Linked DNA regions of Homo sapiens: region 1 is linked to region 2. Evidence: read pairs that join two places in POLR2A ChIA-PET (ENCODE). Cell type or tissue: PC-3. All regions are shown on one strand. Links, peaks and the distances in the headings refer to the core of each region. The heading gives the core; the rest is flanking DNA.

Region 1 (9,805 bases), core at 514-8,513, 350 kb after region 2:
CAATATCTAACCCAGTTAGATTATGAATGAGTCCTCAAATGACACTCGCTGAGGACCTTACTAATGATGATGTCCCAAACTGCTCTTTTCATAGAAAGAAGCAGAATAGGACATCCTGTTCTTTCCTGGGCACCATCCTGGCACAGAGATCCCCTTTTCTTTCCAGTACTGAAATTAATCTTTTAAGTAAATAACATATGACAATAAATCATTCTTCAAGCATGAAGAGAGAACAGAGAGAAAGATTGTCACTTTTTGATAGGTGCCTGGAAAAAACATCAATTAAAATATTTTTCTTTCTTGATAGAATTTTCATTTGACCATGTAAAAGTTTTTCTTGGATTATTTTGAGGGATGATGCGCTGTCTTGCTGCAAGTCATTCTAGGTACTTTATTTTAATTTGCTATAGTGCTTTTAACTATTTCTCAAGTCTATGGACATCTTGCATTCTACATTATTATTATTATTATTTTGAGATGGAGTTTCGGTCTGGTTGCCCAGGCTGGAGTGCAGTGGCACAATCTTGGTTCACTGCAACCTCTGCCTCCTGGGTTCAAGCGATTCTCCTTTCAGCCTCCTGAGTAGCTGAGATTACAGGCGCGGGCAACCACGCCTGGCTAATTTTTTGTATTTTTAGTAGAGACAGAGTTTCACCATGTTGGCCAGGCTGGTCTCAAACTCCTGACCTTAGGAGATCCACCTGCCTCGGCCTCCCAAAGTGCTGGGATTACAGGCATGAGCCACCGCATGTGGCCTCTACCTTATTTTTTAACATGTATTTTCTACCCTCTTTCTCACTTCAGCAGACTTTTGCGATAGCCTTCTGCAATACACTTGTTTGTAATACGAATAATTCACATTCATAGGGGAAGGAGGTCATGGAAGACTTTCAGAATAAAGCTGCATCTTTACTGAGATGAGAAAAATTAGTATAGAGTTTGGAGAGACAAAAATTCTAAAATGGAAGGAAAAAGGGGAAGAGAAGGACCAAGAATGGATAAAGTGGTTGTGCTAGGAAGAGGGGGCAAGTGTAGAAGGGAAGGAGAGCAACACAAGGGCTGTATCTTTTACAATTTGTTTGTTTTCAAATGACCTCTTCAAAACACAGATCTGTTCAATTTCCCAACTCAAATTGGTTGAAAAATCCTACTCAGCAGCCAAACTTCATTAGAACAAAGCAAAACTAGGCAAACCTGAAATCTATGCATTCTCCTTGTCTTCCTCTTTCAGTTTTATCCTTCATGTAATCACAAAATTTGATAAACATTTGGTTCCAGCTATCATCCTTCCTTCCTGATTGACTACAACAGCTTTTTTTTTTATTATTATACTTTAAGTTTTACGGTACATGTGCACATTGTGCAGGTTAGTTACATATGTATATATGTGCCATGCTGGTGCACTGCACCCACTAACTCGTCATCTAGCTTTAGGTATATCTCCCAATGCTATCCCTCCCCCCTCCCCCCACCCCACAACAGTCCCCAGAGTGTGATATTCCCCTTCCTGTGTCCATGTGATCTCATTGTTCAATTCCCACCTATGAGTGAGAATATGCGGTGTTTGGTTTTTTTGTTCTTGCGATAGTTTACTGAGAATGATGATTTCCAATTTCATCCATGTCCCTACAAAGGACATGAACTCGTCATTTTTTATGGCTGCATAGTATTCCATGGTGTATATGTGCCACATTTTCTTAATCCAGTCTATCATTGTTGGACATTTGGGTTGGTTCCAAGTCTTTGCTATTGTGAATAATGCCGCAATAAACATACGTGTGCATGTGTCTTTATAGCAGCAAGATTTATAGTCCTTTGGGTATATACCCAGTAATGGGATGGCTGGGTCAAATGGTATTTCCAGTTCTAGATCCCTGAGGAATCGCCACACTGACTTCCACAATGGTTGAACTAGTTTACAGTCCCACCAACATTGTAAAAGTGTTCCTATTTCCCCACATCCTCTCCAGCACCTGTTGTTTCCTGACTTTTTAATGATTGCCATTCTAACTGGTGTGAGATGGTATCTCATTGTGGTTTTGATTTGCATTTCTCTGATGGCCAGTGATGGTGAGCATTTTTTCATGTGTTTTTTGGCTGCATAAATGTCTTCTAAACAGAGCCCTCAGAAATAATGCCGCATATCTACAACTATCTGATCTTTGACAAACCTGAGAAAAACAAACAATGGGGAAAGGATTCCCTATTTAATAAATGGTGCTGGGAAAACTGGCTAGCCATATGTAGAAAGCTGAAACTGGATCCCTTCCTTACACCTTATACAAAAATCAATTCAAGATGGATTAAAGACTTAAACATTAGACCTAAAACCATAAAAACCCTAGAAGAAAACCTAGGCATTACCATTCAGGACATAGGCATGGGCAAGGACTTCATGTCTAAAACACCAAAAGCAATGGCAACAAAAGACAAAATTGACAAATGGGATCTAATTAAACTAAAGAGCTTCTTCACAGCAAAAGAAACTACCATCAGAGTGAACAGGCAACCTACAAAATGGGAGAAAATTTTCGCAACCTACTCATCTGACAAAGGGCTAATATCCAGAATCTACAATGAACTCCAACAAATTTACAAGAAAAAAACAAACAACCCCATCAAAAAGTGGGTGAAGGACATGAACAGACACAACAGCTTTATAACAGATCTCAGTGCTGTACTCCTTTCTCCTTCATTCCCTTCTCCCCTGTGGTAATTATCTAAAGTTAGGATTTGATGGTATTGTGCTTAAAACCTTGAAGTGGCTTCTTCTGACACATGAATGCTCTGTTTACCTCTTCAGCCTCAACACTTGTGTTTCTCTCCTTCCTGTCTACACTTGAATGATTTTCTTGAAATTGTTTCCACATGTCCCCTCTTCCTAACATAACCACTCTATCCATCCCTGCTCCTTCTCTTCCCCTTTTTCTTTCCACTTTAGAAATTTTGCCTCCCCAAACTCTATACTATTTTTTTTCATCTCGGTAAAGATGCTGCTTTATTCTAAAAGCCTTCCATGACCTACTTCCCCATATGAATGTGAATTATTTATTCATTTGTTATGCTCCTATAACACCCTGTTCTTACACCTATATTACCCACTGTCACTGTTTACTAGCTACTTATTTACAAGTTGGTCTGTCTCACTGGAATGTGACTTCTTTAAAAAGAGACAGTTTATTATTGTTTTTATCCCTACTGCTGAATGCGATGCTGGGCATGAAGCAATTGCTCATTAAAAGTTGTTGAGTAAACTTAGACCTTTAAGATAAGAATTTTAAAAGGAAGTAATATTTAGGGCAGACACTCTCAGTTCTGATCAGTAACATAAAGCCTCTACAAGGATAGAGAAGGGAACTTATTTTTCAAAGAACTTAGGGATTCTGCATTCTCTTCCAGGTACAGATTAAAAATTGTTAGCACTGATGGAAACAGCTGGCATTGTTGGAAATAAGCTAGCTCCATGAAATATGAACTTATGAAATGTACCCATCTCCCTCTGAAGAAGGCTATAATCATGAGGTGGTTCTCAGAAATACTAGATAAGCTGCAGCTAAAAAGGAGGGCAAAGAGTAGCATGACCCCAGAAAAAAATATCCTGTTAAGTGTATTTTTTTTTTTGTAATTAACATTGTACTTTCAACTAATTAATTGTTTTTTATTAGCTAAATACATAATGTGTAGTTGACAAAGATCTCAATCAGGAAAAGGTATTTCTTTAAGGTTGATAAGATCCTGGATTGACAGAACTGGAAGAGACTTAGAGATAATTTATCCAATATCCTTAATACATGGAGATCCTGAAGCTGAGAGGAACAGTGATTTTCTGAGCAAACCTAAGTGAGTATAAATCAGAAATAAAAATTTAAGTGAATGGCTTGTAATCTCATGTTCTTTACACCACATCCTTTAGCCTCATGAATCCTAGTCTTGTGTTCTCTGTATAAATAATATTGTCTATCTGATTGTGTTTTCAGGCAAAAGGAATGGAATTTGTATTCAGTGATCTTAGAAAATTGTTAGTTATCTGCAGAAATGGTCACTTCTGCTTATTTGTAGAATATTTCAATTTTATATCTACAGGACATGAGGTAGAAAAAGTACACTTGTAGATTTAATCCGCATATAGCAATGGGGTTAGTGATAAAAAGTGAATTCCAATGCCTTGACTTACATGAAAGAAATCCACAGGGTCAGTTATACAATGAAAGGCTGTCAGCTATTATATTCTTACTTTGGAATCAACTTTGTTCCTGTAGTTTTAAGTAAAAAGAGTTGGCAGAAATTCTACTGCTAAGATCTCTAAAAGTGAGCTCTTAAACATATTTGCTTATGTTCTAGCCTTTGTTTGTAGAACAGGCATTGAGGAGTTGAACAGGAAATGTCACATTCTTTAGCCAGGAGCTATTCCTATACACTCAGAAGCAGCAGCTGGATGAGCTCCAGCTGTAAGGGTTTACTCAGGAACTTCTGGTAGGGATGCTCACCCTCAGATTAGCTGTCTTAGTTCATTTTGTTTTGCTATACAGAATATTTGAGGCTAGGTAAATTATAAAGGAAAGAGTTTTTTTTTTTTTTTTTTTTTTAGCTCATTGTTCTACAAGCTAAGTTCAAGAGCATAGCACCACATCTGGCTGGCTTCTGGTGAGGCGACATTCTGGGTCAAAACATGGTGGAGAAGCATTAAAGTGAGTGGCATGTTCAAAGAGATCTCATGGCAAGAGAGTAAGGAAGAGAGAGAATCTAGGAAGCTGAACTCAATTTTATAACACCTGCTTTCTGGTAACTAATCCAGTCCTTCAATAGTGAGAACCCACTCACTACCAAGGGAGGACATTAATCTATTCATGAGAAATACATATATTTTGGGGTTCTCCAAGGCTCAAACACCTTCCACTAGGCCTCACCTCCCAACATTTACACATCGGAGATCAAATTGCAACATGACCTTTGGCATGTTTAAATGCCATGTGGTTTGGCATGTGCTTTTCCTTGACAAATGAAGCAAATACCCTATCTTGAGTTAACAGACAATCATCATGGAAAAGGTCAATCTTGGATGTGGGAGGGACCCTGCCTTGTTTGTGTATTTATACCTGTATGGGATAGACCACTCTTCTCTCTCTGGACTCCTTGGCTCAGAGCAGCATATCTCCATCATTGGCATTCACCATCACTATGAAGGGCTTCACTGCTTTTGCCATCCTTGGTCTAGCAGTCACTGCTTGGGCTACCTCGCCATATGGCAAGTCAGGGTTTCTTTCCAATAGTCACGCGTTTATGTTAACTGTAATATATTCAGCCTTCATTAAATTATAAATGTTAATGTCTAAAGAAAATTTAGAAGGCATCTGTTTGAATTGGCCTGATTAACAAAAGTGAGTTGAGTCAGATCTTTAGTGTGAGGAAGAGAGACTGAGGAGAGGGATAAAAGGATTGTGGCTGTATGTTCCATTCCTGAGCAGGATCCCTCAGGTTTATGACTTGCCCTTTCAGAAACAACCTATAAAGCTTTGGGACCATAACCCATGCCATCCTACTCAGAGGATGCCCACAGGAACTCCTGGACATCTGTGACAGTCCTTTCTCAATAAACAGAGCTTTCCCCACTGGATTTTTTTTTTTTTTTAAATCAGAGCCACATGCATGTCTATCTTCATCCTGAGTTTGGACTTGCATGAAGAAATGGCCTCTTTTAGGGCTGGGCTGGGCAAGGACTATTGCTGGGAAATGGGTTTTGGTTACCATGAACAATGGGGATTTAGCTTTGCACTTCTAACTGTGCAATTTGTTCTTTCTCCAACTGCTCCTCTTCAACTGATTCTTGCTTCGCTCTCTTCTGGTGATCAAACAAAAGGGACAAAGGTGAGTGCAACCTTCTCTGTGTGGTATTTGTAAAAATGAAGTCATAGTGAATGTGTAAATAGAGCTGTGAAAGTAGCTAAACTGGCTCACAGTGGATTCACGTAACTCCTCTGGAGGTAAAAACATGTCTGCTCTGCGCCTTCCTGGTGGTATTTCCTTCTCTAAAGCTTGCACAAGGAACCTCTTCTCAAAAGAACCGCAGATAAAGTAAACTTTTATCTTTGTATAGTATTTTAAATTTTCTGAGCATTTTTCACATTCCTTATTCTTTTAGACTTTCATTAGAATCCTTAAAGGAGAGATTGATATTTCCTTGTTAAACAGAAAATTCCCTTATTATTTAGCGCATGTTCTGGTCTGTTTATTTCTGTAGCACAACACCTGGTCCATAGAAGTTCTTCAGATGTGTTTGTTGAAAAGCTGAAGAGGCTAGTTTTCTTTCCACTTCCTTCCCCTTCAACATCTTCATATAAGAATAGAATTTAATAATGGGAATACAGGGCATTATTTTTTGTTCCAACTATAGGTGAACTGTTCCAGATACATTAAAGGCTTAAAGACTGCATGCCCAAGAGACTGGAGACCAATATGTGGCACAGATCAGAAAACTTACAGTAATGAATGCATGTTTTGCATGCAAAACCAGGAAGTGTTATACTCAATTTGAAGCCCCAATTCGTCTTTTTTTATGATTATAAAGCCCACACTGGCCAAAATCTTGGTCTTTTAAAACATGGCTTGACAAATGCCACTTTTTGTGTGCTTCCTCAATACCCCATGCACAATGCTCTGTTAAAGTTGTGAAAAAGAAAAGCTTAGCTATATGTCTAAAGAAATATACATATATGTGTATATGTGGATTTACATATGTAAATATATATATGTGTATGTTTGTGTACTTGTTGGAAGTAATGGCAAAAACTGCAATTACTTTTGTACATATATATACATATATAAAATATATTGGTTATTCAACCAAATTCTCATTCACATTATACACTATCTTTTGGGTATTAGCTGTTACCTATATGCATTTGATACCCACATTGCATTTAAGGAAACAGTCTCAAGCAGGAAATATATATTGGTCACATTTTCATGAATCTCCTATACTTTTCTTCCTCCACAGGATAATTTTGAGGATAGCTATTTCTATTTAGGCTGTTAGCCATAGACACATAAAACCTTGTGAACTTATATGGAAATATATGACTTTGATCTATCCTTTAGAATTTGTGTTTCCTCTCATGATCGTCTAGAAAAGTTGAGGGAAGAGAATGATAGTACAAATGAATAGTTGGAATTAGCATATCCCCACCACTACTAGCACTACAAGTTTAATATTAAGTCTTTACTTTTAACAAGATCTGAGACTTTAGAAGAATGAAACAATGATTATTACCAGCCTTCCAGTAGTATGAATTCAATACTTTATGATTCATGGTTAAAATCATGGGCTTTGGTGTCAAACATTCGGATTAGAATCCAGACTCCACTTTGTAGATTATGCAAATACCCAAGTTACTACAAGCTTCAGTGTTCTTATCTCTAAGACAGAAATTATAATAGAATTTAGGATTCACTGTGATAAAGCATGCCAAATCTTAGCTAAGTAGCCAACACAGAGTGCTTTATAGAAGTAAGCTCCTTTTTTCTTATCTTTTTCTTCCTTCTTTTCTCCTATTTTCTAGTCCTTTTGAAAATTTAAAGTCAAGTGTCACAGCAAGTGTTATCCAGAATAAGGTCTCTCAGTATATGTTAGCTCACACACTAATGCAACCAGAAGAGATTAAAATTATATTATCTCATATCCTGTTTTTAGAGAGCAGAAATCTAATATTTAGAAAGAAGTGACTATACCAAAATTGTACAGACTTTAAGTGGCAGGGAAAGATTTGGGTGTATTTTCTTTTTCTTAATTGCAAAGTTAAGAATGTTTTCACACTATATTATGTCTTAGATTCTCACTGAATATTCACAGGATTTTAAAAAATGCTCAATCTACTTTTAGTGTTGATTTTATGTTTTTATATTCTTACTTGATTCAAAAATGTTCATATATTAAAGATGTTTACTATCAGTATTAACCAACTGGGATAGTTATTCAAGAAGAGCTTCTCATTCTCAGTCTAGGTCAGACAACAAAGAAATAACATATGACTATTTTACTCTATAGACTATGAAATCTCAAATTATCACATTATGCATTCAATAAAATCTTCTCTTCCAGAGATCAAGAATTTCAACTCAGAAAACTTCATGAAGGTAAATGTGTAAGTATATGCAGAAATTTTATTAATTCTTAATTCTTAATTCTTGATGTAAAATATGCCTCATTTTCGTAGAAAACAACCATTTAAAAATACATATTCTAAAAATTACCTATGACTATTTATATTCATAGATAAGGCATCTGGCCAACCTAAGCAGATCTGAAATATAGCAGAGGAAGAGTTCACAAACCTTATTTATAGCCCTTAATTGGAATATATTGCTATCCATATAGTTATTTTCTAACATTGCAATTAACTAGAAGGTTAAGGTGAGGATTTCAAGGAAAATTAGGAACTTAAGACGCTTTTATAACAATAAAAAAGTTATAAATAAAGTATGAAAAAATTTAAAAACAAGCGTAGACACAATTAATTCAGGGGTAAAAAGCTAGGTGGGTGGAGTGTCAATAATTCTAATAGAGTTTAAAATGTGATATAAGATAATTATAAACATGGGGTTGTGACAATAAAGACAGTTCATTTTTAGGACGGGCACCTAACCAAATTTGATGGGTGAGAAAGAGAAGTATCATCGTGAAACTGTTCTATAAGTAGTTAAAATGACATTTAAGAAGGAGTGGGAATTGTCCTGATAGATACAGTTGGTAAAAGTTAGGCAAGATAGGAAAACAGCAAGAGCAAAAGCACAAACATATCCAGGGGCAGGAAATACTTGGGAACTCAGTCCTGAGGTTTAATTAGAGTAAGATGCAGAAGACATTGCAGACAAACCTGAAGAGATAAGCATGAGTCAGGAGAGGATTATCTCCTAATGGAGAATCAGTTAAGTATTTGAAGAGCAATATCTATTTTGCTTTTTAAAAGATCAGTCTGGCATCAGTGTGGAGAGTGATTGAAACCTCAGATAAGCATAGAGAATGGGCAGAGAATTAGCAGAAAACTGGGGTCGTTTGAACAGGACATATTGAGGGCTTGAATAAAGTGGATGACAGTATGATGAGGAGAGGACTGACTCAGAAATGAAGTACCAGATAGAATCCACAAGGTGTATTCATCACTTAGATATAGGGAATTAGTGAGAGGGAGGGCCTAAACTGGACTGAGCTGTCCCTAGCTGTGACAAGACTCCCAGCCTTGTTGAGACAGAGTATGTAAAGTGCAGCAGCTATATTTTTTGCATATGGAATTTTGGAATGAATGATCTTTTAAGATATTTTAAAAGTTTGTTTTCTATGATTTAATTATTTGAAAGATAAAACATGTTTGTTTGTTTGTTTCTGATGGAGCAGATTCAGTGTACCAGGTATTCTGAGGCATGTACCATGGACTACACACTTCACTGTGGATCTGATGGAAATGTATATTCCAACAGATGTACCTTTTGCAATACCGTTGTGTAAGTGCTGAATTTAATGTATTATTTGCAGAACTAGCCTCTCTCAGAAATAGCCGGAAACAATCTTAGTACCTAACAGGCTAGATGTTACTATGAAGCATAAGACTATGATTATTATCATAATATTTTACCAAAAAAAAGAAAAGAAAAGAAGAAAAGAGAGAGGAAAAGAGGAAGAAAATACATAAGGAAAAAATTGATGCTAAGAAAATAAAAAATTTGATCAATATCGCTAAGTGGCTGCTAAGAGAAAAATTTACAGACTCTTTGGTTTCTGACTCTGGCTCTTATTACCATGAAACGTCTCTTT
Region 2 (9,805 bases), core at 671-8,670:
CATTGTCTCTCTCTGTTGCCCAGGCTGGAGTGCAGTGGCGCAATCTTGGCTCACTGCAACCTCTACTTCCCGGGTTTAAGCGATTCTCCTGCCTCAGCCTCCTGAGTAGCTGGGACTGCAGGCGTGCGCCACCACACCCGGCTAATTTTCTTGGTATTTTTAGTAGAGACGGGTTTCACTGTGTTAGCCAGGATGGTCTCAATCTCCTGACCTCATGATCCGCCCGCCTCGGCCTCCCAAAGTACTGGGATTACAGGCTTGAGCCAACGCATCAGGTTGACTGTTCTGTTATTACACCATCTTCTTATCTCCTGAAAGGCCTCGTGTGTAATAATGCTATGAATAGTGAATTTACCCTTCCTTTTCAGCCTACCATATTATTCTAGGTGAGGCTTTCAAAGTCACTATATTAGGTGCAAATTAACACTGAGTGAGAAAAATGTCACTGCTTTCTGCATTTCCAAACAGCTCAATTTCCAATCCTTCCTTATTTTACATATAGTCACTGAGTAAGTGGAGACCCAGAAAGGAGGAATAGGTTACATGGCTTCATTACTATTTTCCCCAGATTCCCAGAAGCTGTGATCTGCCTTTGTAACATGGAACAATTTTTTTTTAGCATTTTTATTTTATTTTATTTTATTTTTTCTTTTTTTTATTATTATTATACTTTAAGTTTTAGGGTACATGTGCACAATGTGCAGGTTAGTTACATATGTATACATGTGGCATGCTGGTGTGCTGCACCCATTAACTCGTCATTTAGCATTAGGTATATCTCCTAATGCTATCCCTCCCCACTCCTCCCACCCCATAACATTCCCCAGAGCGTGATGTTCCCCTTCCTGTGTCCATGTGTTCTCATTGTTCAATTCCCATCTATGAGTGAGAACATGCGGTGTTTGGTTTTTTGTCCTTGCGATAGTTTACTGAGAATGATGATTTCCAATTTCATCCATGTCCCTGCAAAGGACATGAACTCATCATTTTTATGGCTGCATAGTATTCCATGGTGTATATGTGCCACATTTTCTTAATCCAGTCTATCACTGTTGGACATTTAGGTTGGTTCCAAGTCTTTGCTATTGTGAATAGTGCCACAATAAACATACATGTGCATGTGTCTTTATAGCAGCATGATTTATAGTCCTTTGGGTATATACCCAGTAATGGGATGGCTGGGTCAAATGGTATTTCTAGTTCTTGATCCCTGAGGAATCGCCACACTGACTTCCACAATGGTTGAACTAGTTTACAGTCCCACCAACAGTGTAAAAGTGTTCCTATATCTCCACATCCTCTCCAGCACCTGTTGTTTCCTGACTTTTTAATGATTGCCATTCTAACTGGTGTGAGATGGTATCTCATTGTGGTTTTGATTTGCATTTCTCTGATGGCCAGTGATGATGAGCATTTTTTCATGTGTCTTTTGGCTGCATAAATGTCTTCTTTTGAGAAGTGTCTGTTCATATCCTTTGCCCACTTTTTGATGGGGTTGTTTGTTTTTTTTCTTGTAAATTTGTTTGAGTTCATTGTAGATTCTGGATATTAGCCATTTGTCAGATGAGTAGGTTTTTTAAATATAAGAGCAAAAGAAGATATAGCATACTGAGAGTCATGCAAATTCCACTGTAATTCTAGAGATTTGCTAGCCTTCACAATCAGGCGTATATTTTTATTCTTCCTTTTGATACAGTGGTGTGTCTAATGACTATCTGGTTCAAACACCTAATTATTGGAGTTAAAACAGTGTGAATCAGACGCAATGGATCTAATATTTTCTCCATTTTTCCAACCATTTCTGTCTTGGCCCTGGGATATTATAGCATAGAGAAGTCACAGAAGAGAAAAGTGCTTTGCATTATACAATGCCCTAATTTCCCAGAATTTTCTGGAAAATGGCCTGGGTCTGACTTTATGCAAAGATCATAAGTACGGAGACAAGAGTATATTTGCTTTATGTACCTTCCCTGAAGGAGAAATCTTCATGTCCTAGATCTAAGTATGAGATATCAGACTTAGAAAGAATAATTTATACCTAATTACAGCCTCTGTGACTGAATTAGACCAAGTCAAAGGCCTGGTCTTTTATAGATCATAATAACAATGTCTCCTATTTCTTGAATCAAAGGTTGTAATAAATATTAAATTCTGTTTTTTGAGCTCTGTCCCACAGATTATCCTGAGTAAGGTGCTATAAATGAGATTTTAGAAGCAGATTGTATGAGACCAAGATAAAGCAGCTTCAGGCTTAGGCTACTAACATCTCTTGTGCTTCCCATTTTTAAAAAAATCTAAGCCTTAACTAATCTATTACAAACTAATTCTGTGCTTCATTCAGTGTCCTCAACCTTCATACTTTCCTCCACTTGACACCCTATTTTCAGATCAGAGAAACCCCTGTATAAAACAGAGGATGAGAAAATGAAGATGATTGAGACTAACAATTCCAAGTACATGATAATTCTTAGTAATGTCTTACTAAGATAATTCATAGTAATTTCTTAATCCAGGGACTAGTTTGAGGGACCAAACTTAAAGGGGAATCCTAATGCTATTCCTCTCCTTTTCCTTTAACATGTATGTGAGTAATGTGTCACTGATATTCCTACCGTCCCCTCCTCCATCCACACCTTCAGTAGAGAAGTGGCTCCATGACTGTCATCAGGATTTCCGTAAAACCCTCAGTTTTGGGGAACTGCAGTTGGATGTGGATGAGAACTGCAACTGGAAACTAGAACTGCACCTTTCTTCCCCAATGAAAAGGCTTTAGAAGACATCTCATTTAAATCTTTTCTCCAGTTTTGCTTCAATTAAAAGTTCATCAATGAAATGCTCAGTCTCACCTCTCCCAACACTGTCCCCAGAACTTTATAAGTCTAACCATCAAGGCCAGGATCTTTTCAGATCATGCCTTCTCACAGGACCTTTACTGTAGTCAAGAATCATCTCACTGAAGACAGGCCACAGAGGAATAATAGAACCATTTGCTTTTATCATATACATTTTCATCTCTCCAAGATCCATTCCCACTCTAAATTTTCTTTGTGGCAAAATTTTAAGATGCAGTCTTTAAAGGGAGATTTTTTTTTTCATTGAGCCACCTTTGAGTACCCTAGATGTGCTTAGAAGAAGTGTCAATAATCCAAAGCTTATTATCAGGGACCAGTCTTTGAGACAAGGCTTCATGTCTGTCTTAGAATTTGTAATCTGATTTGCGCTGACCCTTCTTTTTATGTCTCCCATATACATTTGGGCAGATGGACAAAGTTTACTGGGAAACACTTAGCCTGCCTTCTCTTAAAAGCTACAGGCGGAACTTCACTCATAGGTTGCCACACTGAGGGGAGCCCTTTGGTGACATCTAGTCACCCTGTGCCTCCACTTTTATGTGGCGCAGTGAATGCTGTCTCTTCCTAGATCCATGTGAGTCTGGTCTTCATGACTAGAACAGATCATTGGGAATTGTCTTATAAGATCAGATTATTATAAAAATAGCTTCTGTTGATGAGGTTGTGGAGGAACAGATACTCATAGGTTGCATGTGTGAACAAAAGTTGGTAGTGAGATGGGGGGGTGCAGGAGGAAGAGAGAAAGCGAGCGAGAGAGAGTGAGATTGCTGACATGTATATGCCAGATCTGTCTGCTCAGAGGGCCTGGTAGCAATGACACAACAATATCCAGAGCATGAATTCTAAAGGTCATACTTCATTAAAAGAAAATAAATCAGGACTCATTGGACAAAATGGCTGATTCCAGATCTGTGGCAATAAAGATAAAATGAGCCTGGAACATCTTGCTGTTGTAGAAAGTAAAGAAGTACTTAAAGAAAGATGGAAATACTTCAAAAGTCAAAGGAACCAGCTTGAAAGGAGTGGCATTCACAAAATCTGAAAGAGTTTGGGCATCAAAAGATTAATAATAGTAGTGGAATGTAATTCATATAATAAAATTAGAATCCATGATTCCATTCTTTTATAAATAAATAAAATGAAATAAACAGGGAGGAAAGCTTTTTCTTACAGCAGAATGCCAACTCATAACTATAAAAGGAATGATCCATCATTTGGGAAATCAGCATTTAGCAAACATCATAGTAATATTCTAAGGATGAATCATCAATGCTAAAACTAATGGGTAAATGTTTGATGAGGAAGAGGATATTTATGGAGTGTCAGACTATATCTCTACAAGGTCCCCCTCCCATTCTTTACAAGGGGAAAAGGAATAACTTTACAGTGAAGAAACCTAGTTGGTACCAGAATTCCCCCTTATCCTTAGTTTTGCTTCACACAGTTTCTATTACTTGCAATCAATTGCAGTTTAAAAATATCAAGTTAGAAATTACAGAAATAAATAATTCCTAAGTTTTAAATTGTGCACCATTCTGAGTGCGATGATGAAATCTCTCATGTTCCTACTCTGTTCCACCTGAGACATGAATCATCCCTTTGTCCAGCATGTTCACGCTGTATACACTACCTGCCTGTTAGTAACGTAGTAGCTCTCTCAGTTATTAGATCAACTGTGACGGTATTGCAGTCTTTGTGTTCAAGTAACTTGTTCTACTTAAGCGATTAAACGTAGTGAGCAAGGCATGTCAAAAGCCAAGATAGACTTAAAGCTAGTTCTCTTATGCCAAACAGTTAGCCAAGTTGTGAATTCAAAGGAAAAGTGCTTGAGGAAAATTCAAATGATAAGAAAGTGAAACAGCCTTATTACTGTTATGTTATTATGAAGAAAGTTTGAGTGGTCTGGATAGAAGATAAAACCAGCCACAATATTCCCTTAAGCCAAAGCCTAATCTAGAGTAAGGCCCTAACTGTCTTCAATTCTACAAGGCTGAAAGAGGTGAGAAAGCTACAGAAGAAAAGTTGGAAGCTAGCAGAAGTTAGTTCATGAGGTTTAAGGAAAGAAGCCATCTCCATAACAGAAAAGTGCAAAGTGAAACAGCAAGGGCTTATGTAGAAGCTGCAGGAAACCACTCAGAAGATCTAACTAGCTAAGATCATTGATGAAGGTGGCCATATTATACTACAGATTTTCATTGCAGACAAAAGAGCCTTCTATTAGAAGACGTTACCATCTAGAACATCCTAAAGAGGAAAAGTCAGTGCCTGGCTTCCGAGCTTCAGAGGACAAACTGACTTGTTAGGGGACAGCAGCTGTGACCTGAAATTGAAGCCAGGGTTCATTTACCACTCTGAAAATGCTGGAGCACTTAAAGAATGATGCCAAATCTACTCTGCCTATGCTCTGCAAATGAAACAACAAAGCCTGAATGACAGCACTTCTGTCTACAGCATGGTTTATTGAATATTTTAAACCCAATATTGAGAATTACTGCTCAAAAAAGTGATCCCTTTCAAAATATTTCTACTCACTAATAAGGTACCCAGTTACCCAAGAGCTCTGATGAAGATGTACAAGGAGATTAACGTTGTTTTTCATGATTGTTAACATAATGTTCATTTTCAACCTATGGTTCAGGGAGTCATTTTGACTTTCAAGTCTTATTATTTAATTCATTTCACAAGGCTATAGCTATCATAGATAGTGATTCTTGGGAAGGATCTGTGTAAAGTGAAAGTCTCCTGGAAAGGATTCATTATTCTGGATGCCATGAAGATCATTCGACATTCATGGAAGGAAGTCAAAAGATCAACATTAGTAGGAGTTTTGAAGAACTTGATTCTACCCTTATGAATGATTTTGAGGATTCAAGACTTCAATGGAGGAAATAACTGCAGTTATGGTGGAAATAGCAAGAGCACTGGAATTAGAAGTAGACTCTGAAGATGTGCCTGTATTCCTGCTATCTCATGATACAACTTTCACAGATGAGGACGAGGAGTTGCATCTTATCGATGACCAAAGAAAAGTGGTTTCTTGAAATGAAAACTACCCCTGGTGAAGATGCTGTGAACCTTGTTGAAATAGCAGCAAGGCATTTATAGTATTACATCAATTTAGTTGATAAAGCAGTGGCAGGGTTTGAGAGGATTGGCTACAATTTTGAAAGAAGTTCCATTGTGAGTAAAATGCTTTCAAACAACATTGGTGGCTATAAAGAAATCTTTCATAAAAGGAAGAGTCGATTGTTGTGGCAGACTCCACTGTTGTCTTACTTTAAAATATTGCCACACCACTCCAGCCTTCAACAACTCCCACCCTGGTCAGTCAGCAGCATCAGTATCGAGGCAAGCAAACAATTATGACTTCCTGAATGCTCAGATGATCATTAGCATTTTTTAGCAACAAAATATTTTAAATTAAGCTATGCGCATTGTTTTTTTAAGGCATAATGCTATTGCACACTTAATAGACTGCAGTACAATGTAAACATAACTTTTATACGCACTGGGAAACAAAAAAAATTCCTGTGACTTGCTTTATTCTGATATTCACTTTATTGTGGTCTGGACCAAACCTGTAACTTCACTAAAGTATGCCCATATATAGGGTTCAGTACTTTCTGCAGCATTAGGCATCCACTGAGGCTGTTGGAACATATCCCCCAGATTAGGGGATAGAGGGGGCTACTGTATCTCTCTAATCAAGTGATCAAAGTTAACATCACCAAGAGTAGAATGAACAGACATCCTATATATCTCTCTCTCTTTGTTTTTTTGTTTTTGTTTGTTTGTTTGTTTGTTTGTTTTGACAGAATCTAACTCTGTCGCCCAGGCTGGAGTGCAGTGGCATGAACTTGGCTCACTGCAATCTCTGCCTCCTGGGTTCAAGTGATAAGTGATTTTCCTGCCTTAGCCTCCTGAGTAGCTGGGACTACAGGTGCATGCCACCACACTAGGCTAATTTTTGTATTTTTAGTAAAGACGGGGTCTCCCCATGTTGGCCCGGATGGCCTTGAACTCCCGACCTCAGGTGATCTGCCTGCCTCAGCCTCCCAAAGTGCTGAGATTACAGGCGTGAGCCACCACGCCTGGCCCTGTGTCTCCTTAACATCATGCACTCAAAAGGACACAGCATCACTTCTGAGGTATTTCTACCAAAATGCATAATCTGATTCTAATCAGATAAAATAAAAGTTTTGTTTCTGTAATTGGTTAACTCCCCCAAGAGGATAAAGCCAACCAATAAATGACTGAATAAAGAAAATGCACACAGTTAAGAGTAAATAAGTAAAGCAGACACTAGAAGAGATAGGAGATGAGATGTATGTTTTCTCCCTTTGACTCTGCAGGTCCTTCTTCATGGTTCATATGTGACAGGAGTACTCAGCTGAGTTTTTGAATGCCTGGGGTATCATCTTAGCCCTGGCCCTGGTCCAGCAACAATTTGCATTGTTGACCAAATTTTGATGTAATTATTTTCAGTAAAGTATAGTTCAAATGTCTTGTAGAGCCTACTTACATAAAAGAATTTAAAAAGAGCCAAACTCTGCATTTTCCATCCTCTTATAAATCTTACTGCATTGGCACTGATATAATTTTTAGACCAGTCCATGCTAAAAGGAGCATTCTTCAAGTATAGTGCAGTAAAGAGCATTTAGAATATGTTGTCTGAAATGGAGAAGAGTTTCCTACAAATAAGCACATAGGAAGAAAAATCCCAGTGAAAATGGCAGGGAGAGCAGGACTAACCAGTAGGTCAAGGCAAGCAAACACGGTGGGAACAAGTTAAAGGTAGGGGCAGATTGCAGGATCCAGGTTCTGCAATACCATCCAGACAACATTATGCAAATCTTTAAAAAGAAGCCTTTTAGTCAAAGTCTCCCATTGATATTTAAAGTAATCTCAAAGGCCTGAGAACCAGTATTTTTGACAAAAAGAAAATTCTCATATGCTTTAGTATAGATGCATCATCCCTGGTTTAAGCACTGAAAATTGGTAATTTTGTATTTACGTAATGGCTTTAGAAATACTAGATTTTATATCAAAGACTAGATTGATTTATGATCTAACATAAATAGTAACATAAAAGAGGTAACTTAAATAGCTCCCTCTTGTTCTAATGAAATATATTTTCCGTTGACTACAGACTGAGAGACATAGCAACAAGGAATGCAAACTCCTTTGATTCCATATGGTGAAATGAAAACCTTGGCTCATCCATCATTCTTTACCAGTTGCTTTGAGCAAATAAATGCAGAGTTCTATCCTAGGAGAAGTGACTCCAGTTTTCCTCGATTATCAATTCAAAATCCTCTTGTGTGTAGCAAGGAGGACATACCCATTTAAATTAAGTTGATCTGGGAGACCAATGTACATGTCTTAAACTTGGTCTGCCTGGGACAGCAGATACATCCAGCCACAACTACTGAGAAAACAGCAAGATAAACAGGTAAAGATAAGGATTTAGAAGCGGCATCAAGTGCATGCCTAAATGAACCTGGGACTTGGCAGTGAGAATTACAGACCTTAGCTGAGATGAAGGGAAGGGAACACTAAAAATAGCCTTGACCTTGATGTGAGTATGATGTGAGCCCGGGAAATCCTACCTGAATGCGTCTTTGTTTTACTGTGGCCCTTACCTTACATTTTCTGGCCAATGTTGTCCTTGATGGCCCTATATATGTGCTTTTCATTCTCTTACACATAAATTGATCTCTTCAAGTTCAGGGGGAGCAACTGATCCTAGGAATCCTTACGTATCCAAAGGCAATTGCTGATGATTGTCCTGGGGATGTTTAACCGGTTCCTATAAGGTGGAGGCATCATGCCGAAGAAACTTAAGTGTATACCCCTCTCTACTTTTTCATTTCCAAGGGGAATTAGACAGCTTGGGATTTCATGGATGTCCAAGGGTAGACATCAGAAGTCAGGAAGGACAGAGGCTGATGTTTCTATTGATGCTCAATTTTCTGTTTTCCTTTTCAAAGAAAGAAAAAGGAGTGGTCCCTAAAATTCTCTTATTCTGGTTAGCTGGTGTCAAGGCCACAGTGGGCATCATAAACACCACCAGGTCTTCCTGCCTAGGTCTTCTATGTTCTAAGAGTAACTTTGTGTTGGGCAATACAGGGCTGTCCAGGTTACATGGGTCATAGTGGAAAGGGCAGTGTTATCTGCTGGGTAAACTTCACCCCATCTAGGTAAATTTACAGGAAAGGGCAGAGTTATCTGCTGGGTAAAACTTCACCCTTTCTAGGTAAATTCACAATTTCCTCTCTTGAGACCAAAACGTAGACCTTCCCACTGCTAAACTAATTCTGCCATAGTGGCAAACTCTTCCTTAACTTTTTGCCTCCCACCTGAAACTGATCCCCAGATAATGCTATCTCAAGAAAGCAAGTGCTGCTCAGGGGTTTGGAGGCCTAACTCTCTGTCCTAGCCTGGCTTGGTGACACTCCAAGGGAGTATTTCACACATGTTCCTTAGAAGATGTTGAATTATTTCTCTTTTATCATTCATAACTTAATGTCATTGATACAAGTCTGTCTCCAGTATGTTTAATTGAAAGTACTTTACATCAGGTAAGTAACTTCTGGCCTTTGACTCTGAATGTTTGAGAGAAAAATTCTATCTAGATTTATAAAACTATCACTTGATAAGCCTCCTCCTTCCTAGTCAGATGGGTGAAATACTTATGTTAGTTCTTAAAGACACAATCTGTAGAGATGTGCTTCCCTCTCTTGCAATAGAACTGTAGCTTTACGTGGTAAGACTCGATAGGGAAAAGCAGGACTTACGCAGAGAAGTAACTGCATATGTTACACTGGGGCAGTCTTTGGAAGTGTGTTGGGAATAGAGATGTGAAATGAATGAGAACTGTACCACAGGAATGATATCTTTGAGAACAATATCTTCCTTGAAGATGACTTGCCCCAGTGCTTAAGCTTGCTTCC

Evidence for each region. Peaks named below come from ENCODE experiments on the same cell type or tissue, not always from the same donor. Only the 100,000 strongest peaks of a DNase experiment are listed, where the experiment ranks them.
Region 1: POLR2A ChIA-PET joins it to region 2 with 7 read pairs; 1 of 35 experiments calls an interaction of 5 or more read pairs at or near these places.

Annotation. Positions count from the first base shown.
Region 1 is chr5:148,141,732-148,151,536 of GRCh38, forward strand. No RefSeq gene overlaps it. Among named protein-coding and RNA genes, the nearest start is that of SPINK14, 22 kb to the right of the region's middle. RefSeq lists a silencer at 4,255-4,549. In PC-3, for the core only: no CTCF peak of the experiment used is centred there; DNase peaks (open chromatin) are centred at 4,390 and 5,900; H3K4me3 peaks cover 1,811 bases; H3K27ac peaks cover 3,526 bases.
Region 2 is chr5:147,792,636-147,802,440 of GRCh38, forward strand. No RefSeq gene overlaps it. Among named protein-coding and RNA genes, the nearest start is that of JAKMIP2, 15 kb to the left of the region's middle. In PC-3, for the core only: no CTCF peak of the experiment used is centred there; DNase peaks (open chromatin) are centred at 4,096 and 4,466; H3K4me3 peaks cover 963 bases; H3K27ac peaks cover 1,977 bases.